Regions from separate parts of the Homo sapiens genome. Here region 2 is linked to region 1. The links are chromatin loops, found by intact Hi-C in ENCODE. Cell type or tissue: B cell. All regions are shown on one strand. Links, peaks and the distances in the headings refer to the core of each region. The heading gives the core; the rest is flanking DNA. Region 1 overlaps NRCAM (neuronal cell adhesion molecule). Region 2 holds the start of NRCAM (neuronal cell adhesion molecule).

The links. A loop is a pair of places that touch in the nucleus more often than their neighbours do. Peaks named below come from ENCODE experiments on the same cell type or tissue, not always from the same donor. Only the 100,000 strongest peaks of a DNase experiment are listed, where the experiment ranks them.
Region 2: a loop joins it to region 1, with 2.2 times the contacts of the local background. A loop is called at or near these places in 2 of 110 quality-filtered maps.

The regions. Positions count from the first base shown.
Region 1 is chr7:108,321,151-108,331,964 of GRCh38, forward strand. The region is part of intron 2 of NRCAM (neuronal cell adhesion molecule); the gene reads right to left. Among named protein-coding and RNA genes, the nearest start is that of NRCAM, 130 kb to the right of the region's middle. In B cell, for the core only: no CTCF peak of the experiment used is centred there; no DNase peak of the experiment used is centred there; H3K4me3 peaks cover 825 bases; H3K27ac peaks cover 1,631 bases.
Region 2 is chr7:108,448,748-108,459,561 of GRCh38, forward strand. NRCAM (neuronal cell adhesion molecule) reads right to left here and starts at 7,689. Exons shown (of 33, transcript NM_001037132.4): 1 at 7,496-7,689. In B cell, for the core only: CTCF peaks have their summits at 4,156 (motif pointing right) and 4,367; a DNase peak (open chromatin) is centred at 4,174; H3K27me3 peaks cover 294 bases.

The DNA of each region.
Region 1 (10,814 bases), core at 5,078-7,577:
TCATTTTTCTGCTTACACTACATTAAGAATTCAATGTATTTAGCCAGGGAACGTTCCCAAGGATGCTTTAGCCATGTTTTATTATAACCTACTGTGTTATAACCTACTAGTTCATTTCCGTTGCTTTAAAGTAATACCTGAGATTGCTTATAAAGAAAAGAGGTTTATTTTTGGCTCATGGTCTGTAGGCTGTACAGGAAGCTTACAATCATGGCACAAGAAGGGGAACCAGTGTGTCACCTGGCAAGAGAGTGAGTGAGAGTAGGGTAGGTCTCAGACTCTTTTAAACAATCAGATCTCACAGTAATTCATTATCACAAAGAGGGCACCAAGCCATTTATGAGAGATCCACCCCCATGAGTGAAACATCTCCCACTGGGCCCCACCTCCAACATTGGGGATCACATTTCAAAATAAGATTTAGAGGGGGCAAAACATACAAACCATACCACCTACCAAAGGCCCCTTGTTTTTATAGGTCCTGGGAAGTAAGACCTACTTGCAAAGAGGCCTCTACGACCATCACTTTTTGAGACTGAGGCTCACAAAGATCTTAAAGTTTAATCTGATTTGATTTAAGACCTAGTAATTTTATTGCTCTATCCATTTACACTTTGGTCTGACCAATTTTAACATAATTGCATACAAAATCTTTCAAAAGTTTCATGTGTAAAATTCTTCTTTCAAACAAACTTTTATATGCCCAATTAACTTGGCCGTTGGTATCAAAACTGTAGCTCATATTCTAGCAGGTGTTAAAAATAATAAACCAGATGTAAAGACAGGCATAAAAATATAGTAAAGCAGATTCAGGAACAGTGAAGGAGAATGAATGCATTTCCTTAAAAGGAAGGCGAGGAAGACTTTTTTAAAAAATTAGAATTATAACTTGGCTGTGCATCTTTTTTTGTTGCTGTTGGCAGTAAATAAATCTCATTATAAAGATGAAATGAGGAGAAGTTTTGAAAAACTTTCAAACAGTTGGATAAAGACTAGACATTTCGTTTTTTTTCAAAGCTGGCAAGTCATTTTTGGTTCAACATTCTTTTTAGATGTTCTAGTTTTCTAGTCTTCCCTTGATACAGACATGAACTTACAAGTAGTCCCCTCACTTTATATTTCCTCACAACTTCCTGAATATTTGACAGGCTCATTGAACTGAATTTGAAGTCTTTTCATAGTACTGTTCTGGAAAGTAAAAGGAATGAACCACAACAGAAACAAAATAAAGTGGTTTCCAAATATGACTCTGATGTAGCTTCTGTGATGTTTATCCCACGTTCCCTATTGGTTGGGACTTGGGACCTCCTAATGAGGACTTTGTCTCTAGTTCTTAGTTGTCTGCAAACACTGATTTTGTTTTAGTTACACTGATTTTTTGAACCAAATGGAACTTTTTGAGCATAAAAAGGCAAGGGAATTCTAAAAGGATTTAAATTATGGCTTGGGAGGACTCCCAATCACACCTAAACCTGCATTATAGATATCTCGGTAGTGTCAGCGGAGGAGAGTGGCCTAATGTTGATCAATATCAAAATGGCTTTGGGAGTCTCTGACCACTCAGTTCTCTAAATCAGTCTCCCATTTTAAGGTTATGAAACACTGATCTTAAAAGAAATCTGGAATATTATCAGTTGCAGGTTGCTAACTATAGTTAAGTTCAAATATAAAGCTGCCCATTTAAAGAGGTCATCTTTAATGTAACATAGCCTGTCTTAAACAAACCATTATTACAAATAAAGCAATCAAATTATGAATTAAATAGCTTACCAAGTGACATTAAGCAAATTACTTCCTCTCTGTGTACAAAATGGGGTTAATAATCCTGACCTATTTCTCAAGGTCTCTGGGGACAATTCATTTAGGAATTGCCTAAGTGCTGTATAAATGTTACCGGTGTTATGAGAGCTTGGTTTTATTGTCATTGGAAGGCCTATCATAATAAGGAATTCAGGGGTTTTAGTCAGAGGTGAATTAACAAAGCGAGGTCTATGCTAATACAAGCGCCCTCTGACCTTGGATCACTGAGCTTGAAAAATTGCACAGATCAGAATGTGAATGAAGTTTGCATTTTCAGAGACACTGTTTTTGTTAATGTATTTCCTATTCAATTCCTTTGCTTTGAAAATCGTTACTTTGGAAGCAAAGCAACCAATTTCTATTTCCACCATTCCATTTCCACATTTTTTCATTATTCTCCATTGCAATTCCCAGCATCATTTGCATTTAAGCATGACATTGAAGGCATCCAAGGCCTATCCTTCAGAATCAGCTATCCAGTACACCCAGGAAACATGCCTATAAGTGGATGTGGGCTGTGTATTCACCAAATCTCTTTCATTTTAAGAATTTTATCCTTATTGTGCAATCCCCAGACTTTTATTACTCTTAGAGAAAGCAAATTCTTTTTCCCACTTAAATTTGCACAAGTTATTAACTTATTTGGCAAATAGTTTCTGAGTACTTAGTATGTACCAGACACTGTCCCAGGTGCTGGAGACAGCAGTAAATAATACAGGCAGAAATCTCTGCACTCAATAGCTTATATTCTAGTGGGTGAAGATAAATAGTAATTAAAATAAGTAAACAAATATTGTGTTTTAGGTTGCAAAAAATAAAGTATGGTGAGAAAATAGAGTGTGAAGATAAAGAGGGGCTGCAATTTTAAGTACAATGGTCAGGGAAAAACCTTCTTGGAAGGTGTAATTCCAAAGAGATTTGAGGGCTGTGAATGTGAGAGCCACTGCGAAAGGGCTTTGCAGGCAAGGTGAAAGTTCCGGGCAAATCCAAAGGCCCTGAGGTTGGAATCTCTTTGCCTGTCTTAGAACAGCAAGGCGGCCAGGTGGCTGAGAGGAGCAGCAAGCAGGAGAACAGTGGGAGATGAAGTAAGGGATGGAAAGGGGCACCACATGATCTAGGGCAAGACCTCTGGCTTCCACTGAGTGAAATGGGAAGCCCTGGAGGAGTCCTGAGCAGGGGAGTGACATGACCTGACTTCCATTTTGAAGGGTGGAATAGGCTGTATTGAGAATAGGCTGAAGGGGAGTGAGATTGAGACAGGAAGACCACATAAAAGGCTCTTACAATAGTCCAGAGCAGAGGTTAGTGGCATGATCCTGGGGGTGCCACATGGGTAGAGTTTCACAGCTTTCAATTATTAAACACACCCTTCTTCTCTAACTGTGGTTTCTTATTTGAGTTACTTCATTCCCTAACAAACTTTTTTCCTTTAAAGCCTTTCCTTCCCGATTCCTCCCTGTCAATAATAATGCTTGTCTTCACATCAGATAAGCATTTGAACCCTGTTTAAAAGGGTTCAAACAGGCCAAATTTGGGTGTAGTCAAATCAGCAAGTAAACTATGCTCCAAAACCACAAATGACTTGACAGGATTCTATTGAAGTTCTCTGTAAAGACACCTGCTTTTCTTCAACAGGCTCTGCATCACAGAATGGATGAAGGCCACATGGAAGCCTCCCTGTCCAGTCGGGGGCTGGGTGGTAAGGAGGAGCAGGATTAGGTTTAGAAGAATGGGATGAGGCCAACAGCTTCCACTTTCAATAACGTCTACAAATCTGTATTTCAAGTTAATTAAGTCCCAATAGCAGTGCACAAAACCATTTTTGAAACAAATTGTCAACCTGCTTTCATATGCTGTTATGTCCATATTAACCAAAGAAATGCTCACTGACTTTTAACTCCTGTTTGTGTAATATTTGGCACTGTACTTTTTTTTTTTTTTTTTTTTTTTTTTTTAGCTTTAGCTATGGCTGGTGTAATCAGACACCACGTACCAGGCAAACCTAACCCTTGAGGCCCTGATTACTTAAAAACAATAGGAGTGAAACCTCCCTCCACCAAATAGAAAGGAGGTGGCTGCATTCAAGCATTATTCCTCGTTCTCTAGAAAGGTAGCGGCAAGGGCTACTACTCAAAGGGAAGATTCTGGAAATGGTTCTTGTGGGAAAAGAAGGAAAATACATTAGTCTTTTCAGCTAACCTAGAAAAAAAATTCTTGGCAACTTCAGAACCAATGGAGAAGAGAAAATGTGTAAGCAGAAAGTTCTTGGATTACCATGGCATCTTCTCTAGGTAGGTGACCTGGGTCACCTACTCATGACTTGGGTCATCTTATTTGCAGAATAATTAAGAATGAGAACTTTCATTCTATCTATGAAGTGGTACATGACTCTAATTAAGGGATTATTACTTTAAATGAATTACCTCTCTTTCCTTCATCTTGGGCAACTCATTAGGAAAAAACCTACCTTTTGACATTTAGAAAAGATTTTTTTTTTTCCTGGATCTTGGAGTTCCAATCTGTTGCTTCAGTTGTTCCCAGTATCTACGTTGCTTTCCCCCTCATCTTCAGGGCTTTTCTTGTATGTCATCTCTATGGAGACTTCTTTGGCTGCCTTGTCCAAAAAGGTAACCTACATTAGATGCCCCACCTCCATTCTCTGCTTTATTTTTTGCCTTAACGCTTATCATGATCTAACTTACTACATGTCTTATTGATTCATCTTTTTTTTTAATCTCATGTGCCAGAATGTAGGATTTATGAGAGCAGGAATTTTTGTCTGTTTTGTTCATGCTATATCCCCAGTGCCTAGAACAATGCCTAAAACAGAGCATCAGTAAATATTAGTTGAATTAGTGAATTAACTCCACAGAGTGATCAGATAAGTGTTAGCTTGAAATTCTTTATTTGAAAAATCAATTTTGGCCACTAGATGCATAGAACGTATCTCTGGTAAGATACACAAAAGATGAATAAGAGCATTTACCTTGGGGAAAGGAATCTGAGGGGGAGATATTTACATATAATTTTATAGCTTTATGTACTAGTCAATCTTTAAATCTTTAGAATATTTTATCCTCACTCAGAATGATGTATCTGAGTGCTGAGTATCTCATTATTTTAAATTCTTTTTGTAATCTTCAACAGAAAAACTAATAAATGTTAATTTAAAAATAAGCACACGTATGTGTAAAAATCTACGCATACACATGTTTTGTGTTCAATAAGACAAAGTTAATATAAAAAGATACATCTAATTCTATGTTTTGATTCAAAAAATCATATGTAACAGATTAACAGAACTGGTTTGTGTAGTATATTGGTACCAAAGACAACTGATGTGAATAAGAACTTCCCACTTATGAAGACATTTTGAATACTGAGGAAAGAACCAAGTAAAAGAGTATTCTTACAATCTTATTTATATCAATGGCATGGCAGTAAGTATTTCAACTGGGGCCCGGGCTTGAAAAGCATTCCAATTTTCACTTGAATTTCAGGGTAAGGCTAAGTATTACACAGTATAGTATCTCTAGCAAGATTTCCTGAGAAAAATGGAAAGAAACCATGAAAATCAAACTATAATCAGGAAAGTCAAGAGAACTGGGCTAACAAAGTAGTAGAATTAAACTAAAAAGCATAGTCACTTGAAGAGCAAGAAAATTCAGAATGAAAAGAAGGAAGACGTGGCAAGTGAATATAACTCAACAGCAGAAACATATTATTCTCAATATTGTGTAAGTAAACATGAGACCTAGGGAAGGTTTACAGATTTGATCCTTTATTTTCTGGCCATGAACTGTAGATATTAAGTTTGGGGAAAGTGCCCTAGATTCCTATTTATAATTCACAGTGGCCTGTGGTGATGATGCATAGCAAATTTCTCAAAGAGACCAGGGACAAGAGAAAGCAGCCCTGAGGGATAAAAACCTTTTTCAAGGAGAGAAAAGAGGCAATCATGAAACCCATGTATCATGCTGCCCTTATCCTTGACTTCTTTAAACAACACTTGGTTATTTTGGTATCTTTCTCCCTTCTCCCTCACTCTCTTGATTATTTCCACTTTCCAACCAAACAGTCTTTGATTTTATTTTTAATCTACCTAACACCAGCTGTTGCCAGAGCCTTCCTATTAAGAGGCTTAGTCCAAACAGTCTGATCTTTAAAGCAAATATCCAGCACATGGAGCCAACACAGCATTTTGGAAAGGATACTGGTCCGAATGCCTGGGTGGGAATTCAGCTCTGCCTATTCCTAGCTGGGTAGCTTGAGGCATGCTGCTCAGTCTAGTCTCTCTAAATCTCACTTATCTTTAAAATGTGGCTAATAAGACGTGCTCTCTTTGCAGAGGATGGTTAAGAGGATCAAACTGAATAGTGCAAACTATAAAGCACTATATACAAACATAAGTTATTTTTCTGGTGACTTTCATCAGATTTTGTTACTGTTCATCAAAAATCTGAACAGAAATAGAAAAACTGCCCTAGGAAAATGGCAGAGTGTATTTAATGCACTTGCTTCATGTCCAGCTGTAATAAAAGTCAGATAATGAGTATTTTCAGGGGTGTTTCTAAAGATGCAAAACTTTGGTTTCAAGATACTAGCTTGAAACCAAATTGCATTAGGTATAATCACACCATGTTTCATTTCATGAGGTTCAAAGAACTGAGAAGCATGGAGTATAATCTTACAGATGGTCTTTGAAGATGTTTCAAGAGCTAAAGCTAACACATCCAATTATGATATTTTTTAAAAAATGTGTCCTTCATCCAGCTTCTCTCATCCTCTTGACCACTGAACTCTCTGGAATACAGGAGAATCAATACAAAAAACCTAAGGGAAACTCTCAAGTTAGTGCCGAGGGAATGACAGTAGATTCTGCTTTTAATCAAAAAGATACATGAGTAAAGTTTATGCTACACTTTGCACACAAAAAGTATTATACTATCCTCAAAAACATCAGGCATGCAGAAAATAAGGGAGAATAAGGCCTAACTAGAAAATTGTCTTAAGGTAATATGAAAATGGTCTGTGAGACTATTAAAAACAAATATCCACAGAAAGAATGACAAAAGCATTAAAATTACATCTTAACACACCCTGTGGATGTACCCTGATGACAAACAAACATACCAGCACTTAATTTTTCTTTACAATATGTTCACATTTTGCTACTAAAAATATTCAAACCATATCTGTCAGTTGCCCCACGAAAGTTCCTCTTTTAAGTGTTAAACAAGCTATGTGAAACAAACTCCACTAACCAATAGCACACAAAATAAAACCAAATCAATGAACAGAGAATATCAAGCTTCAGACAAGCTGTTATAGATGGAATACAATTCTAATCTGGGCTTCGGTTTTAAACAAATCATTAAAACGATACCTGAGAGGAGGAACAAAAACCAGCCAGTCTCTGGACTGTCAAACATTACTTTCCATAAAGTACATAAACAAGCACAGATATTACCTTACAAATGAAGTTATCTTACTGCTTTCCATTTCCTCCCAGTAGCAAAGGGAAATTTTAAACAAAGTGCCCATCCCAGCACATTTCTGCAGATAAAAGCACTGGCAATTGAACCCTGCTGTGGCTGGCCCATGTGCAGTAAAATGTTAAAGTCCTGCTCCTGACAGCCAATCCAAAGCTGCTCAGACCTCCCAGGCCTCCCAGGGTGATCAGCCTGGCTTTGTGGCAATACAATGGGAGTTAAACATTTCTTCGTATCCATTTAGAAGCAAGAAAAATCTGTTTGGTTGCTCAAAATGATTTAGCAAAACACACAATAGGTTATGATTTGGTAATCTTGTTTCAAGAAAGTAACTGCCATATTTTCACCTATGAGGGGGAGATTGTAAAGCTGTTACATAGTTTCTTCTTTCTTTTTAAATCTTGTACTAACTCAAAATAACATTTTAGAATGGCCATCTGGGTTTTTATTCCTTTTGACAAGACACAATAACTGCTGAGACTGGCTTCTTTATTTCAGCCTCAGAACCTACATCACATAGATGGTAGAACTTGCTGTCCAATGACTCACAACAGTCATTTCTGATTTTTCTTTCATGGAAGCCTAGAAACTCTATTTGATTCAGTTAATTTAAGATCTCAGTAAAAATAAATATTATAACTATTTTTCTTACTTTCTTTCCCCCTACCTATTTATTTCTGAATTTCATTCCTCTCTTGGGCTTCTCTAGTACCCACAGTCATGAGTATTCACCCATCCAAGCTGTAAGAATTTTAACATGTTGCTTATTATTCTTCTTCTAAGCCAGATGCTATTGGTACCTAAGTACACAAATAAATAATGAATAGTGAGCTGGTATTTTCATTAGAGTGCATAATACATTAGGATTATATTTCATGATAAGACCTTTAAAAAGTAATAGAAGGTATTTCTAAAATGTATTATGTCCAGTAGGACCTCATTGTTGAGGCCGCCACAAATCCTTAACCATTTATTTTGCTTAAACTTCTAATGATTGCTTTTCAAGCTTTCAGGTTCTCTGGAAAAACTTCAAGAGAAGCAGGTTTATAACTCATTCACCAGCTATGATTCAAGTTTTGAAAGTGTCCATTTACTGTATTTTCAATTACGGTTATTCACTTCCAAACCTGAAAAACTGTTCTGCATTTATTACAGTGACTGTTACATGAACAATGGGTGAATATATTTCTTTGAAGCTCTTTTCAGCAATTCTTAAAGACCTGCTTAGAATAATGCCCTTCTTCACAAAAGCACAATCAACATGTAACCTAATCTCCTTCAAAGCGTATTGTCAGAGAGATCAACAATGACTGTAATCACATGACCTCTGAAACCCAACCAAGTAGAGACATCAGAGAATCTTGACTGGCTCCTATCTCTGCACATCCATTTCTCTGCTTAATATGTCCCAATGAGCCTTGACTTATGCTAATAAAAACTTGAAAAATGGAAATCATTTTCTGATTTTCATTCTTTCAAAAGATAAAAGAAATAGGGAGGAAAGCCTTTAAACTTATTTCCTCTTGATTACATATCTACTGCTATGTATATGTGTTACTAGTGGTACCAGCTGATAGAAAACAGAAAATAATCAGCTGCCTAGTCATTGATACAACACACATGACTGATTACAGAAACCAGGTTAGACACTATGATTTATAGTGTTACTCCTTTTGGTATTTTCCAATCATTTCTTTCAAGTGCATTTATAAAATTTAAATATGCATTTCCATTGGAAAGAAGAATTTGTCCATGTTTTCCTATTAATATGTTAACATAACCTTTTCTTTTCCTAGTTAGCTATTCCCACAGGTATAAAAAAGGCTCACACACCAACTTGAAAAAAGGTTGCATTTTCAAGAACAGTGGAAGGACTACTTAAAATGGTGCTTTAAACTGTGATTGTGCTCTGAGCAGTAAGGGCTCAATGGAGGAGAGACGAGTCTTGATTAAGCAGCTTGCCTGACCGAGCCTAATCAGAATTATTTCAGCACACTGCTTCACTACAGCTCCAGACCCATTAAACACGAAATGTTTCTGCAGGCCCGTTTCTCACTCTGGCTCCCACTGTGCCCGTTACTTTGCGGCAGTAGTTACTCACTGGGCTACTCAAAATAATTTTTGGTAAATAGAGGTACTGGGTTTAACAGGCTCCTCACAATCTATCAATGAATCTGTCATTTTACGACAAGAATGGGTACCGTCCCACCAAAACAGGACCACTGGGATGGCCATGCAGAAGGGGGCCCTTTGAACTAATTCTTTGTCTTGACCTGACAGCAATCACTCCTTTCACAAAAGCAGCTCTGTCTTCCAAAATGTAATTTGGGGTATCTCATTTTAAGCTCATCAGGTTATTATATTTTATCATCTGGTTTAACACACTCTGAAAGAGGCAGTTCCATTTTGGGGGCCAGAGGAGGCGATTCGTGGCACCAAAATGTACACGCAGCTTTCTGTTTCCCTCAATCTCTCAGATTGTCCAGACCTATCCATTACAGGAATGTGACTAATTTTCTTAGTTATGCTTAGTATCCATTTTAACCATTATATCCTTATAATGCTTAGTATCCATTTTAAGCACACAAAAATATTAGATGTACTTTTTTACAGAAATATTTTTTCATTTAAACCTAAAAATATATATATCAAAATTCTGATCAAAGTAGATGCAGGCTGGGCGTAATGGCTCGTGCCTATAATCCCAATACTTTGGGAGGCCGAGGCAGAAAGATTGCTTGAGCCCAGGGGTCCAAGACCAGCCTGGGCAACATAGTGAGACCTCGTCTCTATATAAAAAAGAAAATTAGCTGGGTGTAGTGGTGCACACCTGTAATAGTCCCAGTTACTCAGGAGGCTGAGGTAGGAGGATCCCTTGAGCCCAGAAGGTCAAGGCTGCAGTGAACTGTGACTGCACCACTGTACTCCATCCTGGGCAACAGAGTGAGACCCTGTCTCTAAACTTAAAAAAAAAAATAGATATAATCAGAAATTTTCGGCTTTTAATAAAGTACTTACTATGCAAATGTTATAGTTCTAAACACCATAATGCATGTGTGGTATATTTGCCCTTGTGCCTCAGTTTCCTTATATGTAAAATCAGGATAATATAGTACCTTCTTTGGAAGGCTATTATGAGGATTAAATGAATTAATATTCATAAATTACTTACCTCAGTGCCTGGCACATAGCAGATGCTATGTAAGTATTTCTTTTAAATAAATAGAAATAAAACAGACACCATCTATGAATGAAAAGATGTGTAGATGATTCTTTCAGGACTTCATCCAGAATGCAAGAGTTCTACTTGGAGCTACTCGTTTACCTTCATGATCTTTATTTTTGACATTATTTAGCAGGCCTTTATAATGGCCCAAGTTCACATTCATTGCCAGTTTTTTTCTGCAATGTCTTTATAAGTTCTCCTAGCACAGAAATGATGGATGCTTTTCTTTTGAAATTCTTCTACAGGAAGTAAAAAGAGTGTCAATTACCTGGCTGAACATGAGGTAAAGTTTTTGT
Region 2 (10,814 bases), core at 2,771-5,270, 130 kb after region 1:
GAGAGTAAATATAAGAGTGATGGACTCCCACCGGGAGCAGAAAGCCAAAATCACACTTCATAAATATACTTATCTGGGAAGAAAAAACACTGGTTAGACAATATTTAGGACAGATGTATCTTGTTGCACATCAAAACAATCTGTGGACAACACCACAACACTGCGATGCAATTTTACAAGGGAAGCTGGTTGGGCATTTCTGTATTTATTCAACTAGATAATAGAGGGGAAAGCCGCAGAACAGTCAGAAGAATATTTGCAATGCAATTAGGGGGAACAAGTGCATCTGAGTGAGCGCCAGACACAGGGGCCTCCCCTTAATTCACACAGTCCAATGTTTTAATGCAGCGTACAGCAGCAAACTGAACTTCCTACAGTTTTAAAACTTTTGTCAGTTAACTAGATGTTTACCAAGTGCCTCGCTTGGGCACTCAACATTTCGGGTGTGCCATCCAGCTCTATGTAGGTTGTTCCAACACCATCTGTCACTTAAGCTTCCACAGATTCACAAATTTCAATTCGAACTAATCTACTCGGCACTCAAACTGAAGCTATAATTCAAATTTCAACATGAAGCTTGAATTCCTTTTCAGTGTTCTTCAACTTTGACCCAGCTCCCCCCTCCCTTCACTGAAAAGGGCCAAGACAACAGCCCAGCAAGTGGGGCAGGCAAAACAGGCCTCCTTTGTTCACTTTTGTCCTTTCAGCTCTCTATTGAGGTAAGGGACTGAAAAGGCACACCAGGTTTTGGAAGGCAGCAGCGGACTCGCTCGCAAGCCATCCTTCCTCAAAGAACCAAAAAACTCCAGGACAAAACTCTTTGGACAGGCCACTCTTACCTTAAGGCATAATTAATGGGAGATTAGTACTTCCCCTTTCCCTTGAGAGAGAATCTGTTAGTGGTGTTGAATATGAGTCTGTAAATGTTCATCAAAAATGCATGCCATAAATCATGCCATTCAAATGCCAAGGACATCAAAAAGTGGCATGAAATTAGCTTTAAAGTTGAAATTTGGAGAAAAGATCACTACATGCTGAATACTCATACTGAATTTTTTGAATGCTCTCAGCCCACTTGAGAAAGATAAATCAAATTCATTGCATATTACCCAGTGGAAGACCTCCTACAGGATTCCCTCAGATTGCCCTAGAAATAGATTTTTTTTTTTTCTGGTTACAGTGGGTTTTGAACCAACACACTATGCACATAATAAAATTTAAACATATATATATATTCAACATATATATATTCAAAATATAGTTTCCAGCCCTTCCTACCATTATTTAATGAGAAGAATTTCAAAAGGATCATTTTTGCCTGACAGTACCTGTCATTTTCATTCTCATGTGAATTAAACCATGTTTTAGTCCAGGGCAATATGGAAGAAATTCGGAGAGCACATAATACAAGTAAGATTCATCATTCCTGTGTTCGAACTGAATATGCCATTAGGACAGTATGTGAGTACAGGAGCATTAGTGGTTATAATTTGTTCCCTTTACCACTGGCTTTTTTTTTTTTTTATCTTCACTAGCTTCTTAGTCACTTGATGGAAACCCTCCATCAGACTGTTAAAAATTACCTTTTTCTAATTTGAAATTCCAATCTTGTAGGCCAGTAAAATAGGTCAATTAAGTTGACACCACATCTTTTTTATTAGCTCAGCTAAGCAATTATAATTGGGTGGTGAAGGTTTATGCTGTCATCTTGGAAGATTCAATGGTAGGGAGAAATGCCCAATGTGGAACTATAATTTACAATGCCAGTACATCCCTAAACATTCAGCATAAGAATATTTCTATTTTCAGATATGAGGCAAATTTGCTCTTGTTCTAGATTAAAATAATAATGCCATTTTTTGGCAGTAAAAAAAGCATATTTATTTAACTTATCCTCATAGCAAAATCATTTAGCACAAGTGTATTACAGACATAGGTACTTTAATTCAACATTTTAGAAAAATACCATGAATGTATGCCATCAATGCTGGCTTATCCTGGACTTGGACTACAACACATATGCTCCACAACATCAATTTCTTGCTTTGCACAAAGTATGTAATCAATTAATACTTGTTGAAAACCATATACCTCCATATTAATAAATGTTAAACCAATAAATTAGAAATGCTGTGAATGACTTGTTCAGAATATATAGATATTAATTTACAGCTTTAAAAGATAACAGTGGCTGGGCGTGGTGACTCACGCTTGTAATCTCAGCACTTTGGGAGGCCAAGGTGGATGTATCACCTGAGGTCAGGGGTTGAAGACCAGCTTGGCCAACCTGGTAAAACCCTGTCTCTACTAAAAATACAAAAATTAGCTGGGCATGGTGGCAGGTGCCTGTAATCCCAGGTAATCAGGTGGCTGAGGCAGGACAATCACTTGAACCAGGGAGGCAGAGGTTGCAGTGAGCCGAGACTGCAGCATTGCACTCCAGCCCAAGTGACAGGGCGAGACTCCGTCTCCAAAAAAAAAAAAACAAAGAAAGAAAAAAAAAGTAACAGTGATTGCACTTCAAACCTATTAGGATGGCTATTATCAAGAAAACAGAAAATAACAAGTGTTGGAGAAAATGTGGACAAACTGGAACCCCTGCGCATTGTTGGCAGAAATGTAAAATGGTACAGCTACTATGGAAAAGAGTATAACGATGTCTCAAAAAAAAATAGAACTACCATATGATCTAGCAGTCTCATTTCTGGGTATATACCCCAGAGAATTGAAAGCAGTGACTCAGATATTTGTACATCCATGTTCATGGCAGCATCATTTGCAATAGCCAAAAGATGAAAGTAACCCAAGTATATATGACATATGAATGGATAAACAAAATGTGGCATATACATACAATGAAATATTATTCAGCATTACAAAGGAAGGAAATTCTGACACATGGATCAACCTTGAAGGCACTATGGTAAGCAAAATAAACCAGTTACAGAAAGACAAATAAATACTGTATGATTCCACTCATATGAGGTACTTAGGGTCATCAGATTCATAGACTGGAAGTAGGATGTTTGTTGCCAGGGGCTGGGGGCTGAGGGGTTATGAACTATTGTTTAATGTGTACAGAGTTACAATTTGGGAAGGCAAAAAATGTTCTGGAGAGGTATAGTGGTGATGGCTGCACACAATGTGAATGTACTTAATGCCACTGAAGTATACACTTAGAAATAGTTTAATGGCATATCTTATGTCATATATATTTTACAATAAAAAACTTAGCAAAAACATTTTTTAAATAAACATATTGCATTTGCTGCCCCATTTAAAGACAACCTGATAATGAAGGATTTACAGTTGCTGACGCTGAAGGCTGAGCCATTCCCCTATTTCCTTCCTCAGGTAGCCTTCAATTTTAAGAGAAAAAATAAAAATTTGTCAATTCATTTTGGTACATCTTCCTATTCTTAGAAACTTCAGTCAAACTCATAGAAGCAGAGAGTAGAATGGTGATTGCTAGTGGGTAGGGGAATTGGGGAGATGAGATGTTCTCACCACACATACACAAATTAACTGTGTGAGGTGATAGATGTGTTTATTAGTTTGATTGTGGTAATCATTTCACAATGTATACATATATCAAAATATCATGTTGTACATATTAAATGTATACAACTTTTACTTGTCAATTATATCTCATTAATGCTGTGGGGGGGGGAAGAAACTTCAGCCTTTGATCCCAATAGAGGCTGTTTTAAACAGAAGGAGCTTTTCATTTGCCAAGGCAGTAAAATGTTTAAGTAAAATAAGTCACTGGATTTTTGCCCTTAGCATCCAGTTCTCTCCTCTGTCCTCACCTGCCAGGAAGGTTCCTGGAAGGGATGCTTCAGGTAGGGAAGCATAAAATTTTAAGGGAAAAGCATATCTAAATGTATTTAGTAATTTTCAAATCACTTCCTCTTCATCAATCATTGCAACAGCTGAAGACTGAAGTAAAGCAGTCTTTTGATTCAAATGCACAAAACTTCCTAAAGAATATGTTAGAAGCTCTACATTCCAGTTAAATTTGCTATGGGTTACCGAGCTTCTCAGATGGTAGGTACTCTTTGAAAATGAGGATGAGATTCCAATAGCTGCTGATCTATGGTGAGAATATAAGGAAAAAGCCTCAGTGCCTCAGTGGTTACCCTTTGGGGTGAGTAATGACTGGAAGGGACCACAAGAGGGCTTTCTCAGATGTGCATTACACTGTTCCTTGATCTGAGTGCTAGTTAAGTCAATGTGTTCAGTTTGTGCAAGTTCATCGGCTATGCATTTGTGATATGTGAAAAAAACTCTGTGTGATGAAGTATGTAGCTAGATGATAAAATTAGAATTAATCTTCCCAAGGACAGATATTCTGTTTGGTCACCACTGTATCCCCACTGCCTGGAACACAGTAAATATTTATTAAAGAATGAAGGAATGAATGAATGAAATCTTTTTAACGGAAAAGCTTCCTGTAGAGTTCCATTCAACAGCTCCTATGTACATACACAATATAATATCTGTAGAGTCTATTTATATTCAATCTGTTACACAGGGAAAATTACACCTGCATGAAAGCATTATTTGAAATGATTCTTGAAATTTTCTACAGCCCAGGTGTATACATTCTCAGGACCCCCTCACACTTCTGAAGCACTTACACCTAGCGATTATTGCCATCATTGTTGTATTGGCCTCACAGGAAGTACTATTTCCAAAGATGCTTTGCTTTCTATTCACTGTTACCGTAGCATTAACAAAAATGATGTGGTGTAAGGGCAATGGCCTTCAGTCCAAAGACCTCATCACTACCCTGCATTACGAGGCTGAGCCCTATTGCAGTTGTTTTGAAACTCGAAGGATTAGTTAGATACAATGTTGCCTGAGTCCTCTAACAGCTCTAAAATTCCTGGATTATGTAAAATGTTTAGCAACTTTCCTGTAATAAAGTAAAAAGAAGGTTGAAACAAGACTATGAGTCAGTAGGATTATGAATGCAAAATAAATCAATTTTTCCAATTGATCAGTTAATTATAATTCTAAAAGCTATTCCAGAAATAGCTGATTCCACTTTGGTTCAAATTTTCCTTTTTTACTAGTTAACATGGAGCATCTTCATAAATGCCCCCACATGTTTCTATATATTTAGGAAATAGAATGATTTCCTAAGATTGGATGCTAGGGTCCTATTCAAACTCAACATCCAATTTGAGGAGTAACTCATTTGCAGTCAAAACCGTGTACAAAGGACATTCAGGGCTGGGGACCTTTTCTTTAAAGAAAAAAAAGTTTTATGAAACTTTATGATGTGCCAGGAACATCTATGTAATCACAGAGGCCCTGGTTACTAAGAACATGTTGTTCAGTGACTGTAATGGGTTGGATTGTGGGTTAACAGCCACGTACTTAAAAGCTAACAGGAATAAAAGAATATGTAAAGGAGTTACATGGGAATAAAAGGCTATTCCACAATACAGTTCTCTGAATCACAATATTGCCTGCTACTGTGAGTTCTGCAGAGCTCCGAATTAAATGGGCTTGTAATGTATCTCCCTGGTTTTGAACACTCAGTGGTTTAGGTTTCCCCTAAACTGATAAGCCTCCAAAAGGCCACAGTCTCAGTCTTGGATTGTAAAGCACAAGGACAAAAACAATCCCACTCCCCTACTTCCTAGCTGTGTGGCCTTGGGAAAGTTACTTGGTTTCTCTAAGCCTTCATTTCCTAATTTTTAAAATGGGGTTGCTGTGAGAATTAAATGAGATGATACATGTAACATGCGCAGCGCCCAGCACATCTAAAGCTCTCAAAACCGGTTGGCTATCGTTACCATTAAAGCAGCAAGTATCAGTTGCCTAACTCCATTTCAGTACTTCAGCAAGTACTGCCATTATTACAATATTTTAACAGCAGGGCATGGTTAGCACAATGCAGTCCCATAAAGCAGCCCAGCCTCCGAGGTTTGTATTCAGAGGTTACTGTGTTCCTTTCCAGGACCACCCCAGGGGGAGCTCCTGGTGCACAACCAATGCTTCCTGCCTCATTACACTTGGCTCCATCTCCTCCTGCAAAAGCCTGGGGCGAGGAAGAGCCCAGTCTCTTAGACCCGCACTTCTGAGCGTTAACCATCTGGGACTCGGAAAGGAAAAGAAAGCTTTCTTCTCAGGACAGTTCTGCGCCGGTGGTAGCCAAGGGCTGGAGCCCCTGATGCGAAGAAAAGGGAAGGAGAGAGGCGGGGTGCGAAAGAAACGCCACCGCTCGGCGCCCTCCCTCGGTGCCCGCGGCGCAGGGGCCACCCGCCAGCGTACGGGGGACGAAGATGTGGCCGCGGGCGCGGGCGGGAGGGGAGGCGATCCGGGGAAGGAAGCGGCCTGTTCGCCAGCCCCGGGGCCCGGGGAGCCCTCCAGCAGCGCTTGCGGCCCTGAGGACACCGCTTTGGGAGAAATGACGACTCCCTTGCTCACCCTACTGCGACACCCCGTCCCCCTCCGCACTCTAGCAGATGCGGGCCGGGAGTAGCTGAGCTGGCCAACCGCCTGGGACCAGGATGCGGCAGCGCCCACCCGCGCGGCGTGGAGGGGGCCGGGGGCGGCGCTCGGCGCAGATGGCGCTCGCTGCGAGATGGATGCTCCAGGGCGGGTAATCACTCCTGGCTCAACACAGCATCCCGGGCGGAGCGGATGCCAGATCCCACCGCTAAGAGCCTGGGCTGGGAAAGCAATCTTTCCAGGCAGCCCCCAGCCCGGTGCGCCGGCCCCGACAAGTCCCAGCCCTCGGAGGCAGGGCGGGGCGCAGGGACTCCCGGGACCCGCACCTGTAAGGCCGACAAAGCCCCCGCAAGCGCCCCACCCCTCTGTCCTCCGTGTCTCTCTCGTTCCGCCTCGATTCCCCGAGCCCTCTCCAGGCAGCGACTGGAGAAGCGAAGTCGGCCTCGCCCCCGAACTCCGTGGTCAGCACAGGTGTACGCACTTCCGAACAAAGCCCACGCCCAGACGTGTCCGCAGGGGCCCGAACAGGCACACGCCCGTGCGCTCCCGGCCCGGCCCCCGCGCTCCTCGCCCCGCCGGCACTGTGGCGTGACGCCCCGCGCCTCCGTGTCCAAGCCCGGGAAGCCGCCGTGCCGGGCCCGCAGGCTCTCCATGCCCAACTGCCCACGAGCAAGAGCTCTGGGCAGGGCTTCCCGGAAAGCGTGGGGTGCGGGCGCGGAGCAGAAGTTGGCCACAGGCTGGAGGGGGTGGTGGGTGCCGGCGCTGCTGGATTTCAGCTGTGCCTTCACCCAAGCGCAGGTCCCCCTGCTCCCTCTCGGCGCCCGCGGGAGTGTCGGGGGCCTGCAGGGGAGAAGGGAGTTGGAGATCTGCTTTGCCCCTCCTGCAGCGCTGCCAGCCCGGTGAGCGCTCGGCTGAACCCCGCGGCGGTGTCCAAGTGACAACGCAGCAGCCTCGCGCGTCCTCCTCCGCTCCAGCCGTCACCCCCGAGCAGGACCCAGTGTCACCGCCAGACGCGCAAGGAGCTACTTACGTTCTCGCGCCGCGCCCTCCGCTCAGCTCTGGCGCGACTGCCCAGGACCCTGGACCGCCGGTGTCCTCCGTTCTCGACGAAGCTATCCCCTCTGGCTGCTCCAGCCAGGCGGCCCCTGCGCCGTCCCCCGCGCCCGCGCGTCTGAGGCTCGGACTGCGGCGCGCGTCCGCCAGCGACCCTGGCGAAGCGAGGCTGGCCCCGCGCCGGCGCGCGCCCCCGCCGCTCCCGCCCTCTCCGCTCCCCCTCCCCGCGCCGTGCTTTTGCCCCTCCCGGCTCTCCTTAGCGTCCTCCCGTCCCCCTCCCCCGCACTCCCTGCGGGCGTCCTCCGCCTCCTCCCCTCCTGGCCAACCCCCTCTTGCCCTGCTGCTGCGACGGCAGCGAATGGGCTCCAGCCGCCGGCGCCTCGAGGGACTGGGTGGCCCCTCACCTGAGCGGCCGCCCCACCGCCAACCTCCGTCAGCCTGCGAGCGCGTGTGGCGGCGGGGGTGGGGGTGCGGGGACGGAGGGCGGGAGTGTTCCGGGGCTAGGATGGCTGGGATTTAGCTACAAAAGATGTTCCAGAAAATGGGTAGTTTTTGAATGCCACTCTCATGGGTTTAGCTTTCTGTGGGAGGTCTGTGGTCTTCTAGTTTTTTCTTTTTTAAAAAGCACTTTCTTCGAAATTCATCAGTTGGGGTGGTTGAGATTGGGTGAGTGGTTTTGGGGGTTTTGTTTTGTTTTTGCAACCGTTCTTTCCAAACACTCCCCGCCGCCCCCCACCACCGCAGAAAAAAGAGCTTTTAGCATAAGGCGGATGCTATCTATCCGCGGTAGAAACTGGGTCTTCTGGTCCCAAGGAATAGGGTTAGTTCGGATTTGCTTATTTACAAATGGGGGAGTATTATGGAGATTTTTTTTTTTTTTTTTTGGCAATGTAAATCGAGAATTAAGATTTTCCAACTGTATAGTATTTGAGTAAACACACTGCTTGCTGCATAGTTCAGGCTCCGAAGCGCACGTCTCCACTCTATCGTGGATGGTGTTCAGGATCCTTAGCCTGACCCTTGGGTCCTCCGTAATCTACTCCGGTCTGCACACAAATTACTTGTCTGCTGGGTATCACCCGACTTGACCACTTACAGCAGGCTCCAGCGCTTAGTGAGCTCAGCGGAGCCTTGATTCCTTCAGTTCTCTAATTCAGGAAAACATTTTCTGAGCTCCTCACCACCCCACCCCACCTCACCACCTCCTCCACCCCCAGCCTCCAAGGTGCTGGGGCAAGATTCAGGAATGAAAAAGAAACAGGTTCATCCTTCAAGGTCTTGACTACCCCAGTGGTCTGTTCTAACTTCAATTTGAACTTGCCCCGTCAGCTCACAGCATCTGCATGCAAGTGAGCAGCCTTCTTTTCCTTCTCCTTCTACTGCCATCCTCTCCTCCTTCTCCAGCCAAATGTGCTCTGGCCTCACAGAGCCTCCCTCGGTTCCTGAACCAGCATGATATCTGGCTGCTGGGTCATTGCACAAGTTGTTTCCACAGTCCCATCAGTGGTTCTTCTGACTCTAGTCCTTACCCAACTGCCATTCAGGTGGTACCTTGCACCTCTCAACTAATTGTCCAAATTTTCCTCTAAAATACCTTCCCCCCCGCAAAAAAAAAGATTCCATGATCCCCCTACTTGAAAGTCTGGGCTGGTGGGCTGGTTCTCTATTGCCTACAAAGTAAATTCCACATCTCCTGGTGTGCCTCTTTACAATCTGCTCCTAACTTATCTCTCCATTTTCCATAACTCTAAGCCTCTGCATGTGAGGTTCCTCCTAGCTAGAATATTGGTCCATCTCTTTTTCATTTGGCAAACTCTTGTTCATCCTTCAGAGCCTTACTTGGTTGTTACCTCCTCTGTAAGGACTATTATAATAGTGCTGGTCACCTTTTAATGATCTGTTTGCATGTCTGACTCCATAAAATTTCACTTCTTTGAGGACAATTTGTCTTATTTATTTTTGTGTAACCACATTTCTCATCAATACAAATGAAGCCACAGATAACCATAATCAACTCTCACTGCCCCATCATTTTGCCCTGTGTAAAGGACTTGAGGCCCCTCCGTTCCTTCCCCACTGCAGTAATTGCTGAGAATCCTGGGGTTGTCTTGCCTGTCCTTCCCATGTCCTTCTACTTCGTACTCTGGTTTTCCAAGATTGCCCCTCACCCCGGCCACTGAGAAACATTGATTTCTGGTCCACATTATTTTCCAGTGAATGCCACAGGGCAAACCTGTCAAGTGGGAAAATGACACCCTACTCTCTTCAGTTCTTGCCCTGGTTCTGTGTAGTAATTTATCCCCCGGGCACTGAAGCAACATTGCTTGTGTCTTCCTGTGTTACAATCTCATAAAGACCCTCTTTAAACAGCTCCTTGAACTTCTGCTTAGAATTGTTCTTTCTCTTCAGGCTCCAGTCCTGGTCTATGAAGCCAGGTTGAGGCAGACGATATTTGGTCCTGGTGAAGTCCAGGTTAGTCCTGATGCCTGGGAGACTACTTAGGCTATTGGGGGTTGCTGAAAGAATAAGGACATGAATAGAATCTCTCTCTTTTTTTTTTATGTGAGTGATGATTTCTCAGGTATAGTTTCCCTTACCTTTACAGGTAGAGTAACAATACTTAATACATAAGGTTATTGTAAGAAAGCACTGGACAGTATCTAGGACATAATAGGTGCTCAGCAAATTCTAGTTTAAGCAGTAATTATTTGATAAGATGTCTGTAATGTAAATACATGCTTGAATAAAAAGTACAAAGCCAGAAGAGAAAAAGCTCTGGAGAAGATAGGAACCACAGTGATAGTACAAAACAAAAACTAAAATTAAGTAATTTGGGGCTGGGTACGGTGGCTCATGCCTGTAATCTCAGCACTTTGGGAGGCTGAGGTGGGTGGATCACCTGAGGTCAGAGTTCGAGACCAGCCTGGCCAACATGGTGAAACCCTGTCTCTACTAAAAATACAAGAGTTAGCCACACGTGGTGGTGTGTGCCTGTAATCCCAGCTACTGGGGAGGCTGAGGCAGGAGAATCACTTGAACCCAGGAGGCAGAGGTTGCAGTGAACCGAGATCACACCACTACACTTCAGCCTGGGCGGCAGAGTGAGACTCCGTCTCAAAAAACAGAAAGTAATTTTGATACTACATAATAATTGTAATAATATAAAATTATTATATAGTTCTGATTTCCAGCTTATTACTTCAACTGCACTGCAGCTCTACATTGCTGGGGATTCATCTCCTGAGGGAATGAGCAACAGGAAGAACAAACTGAGGCTTCAAGAGGAGCTGAAATGA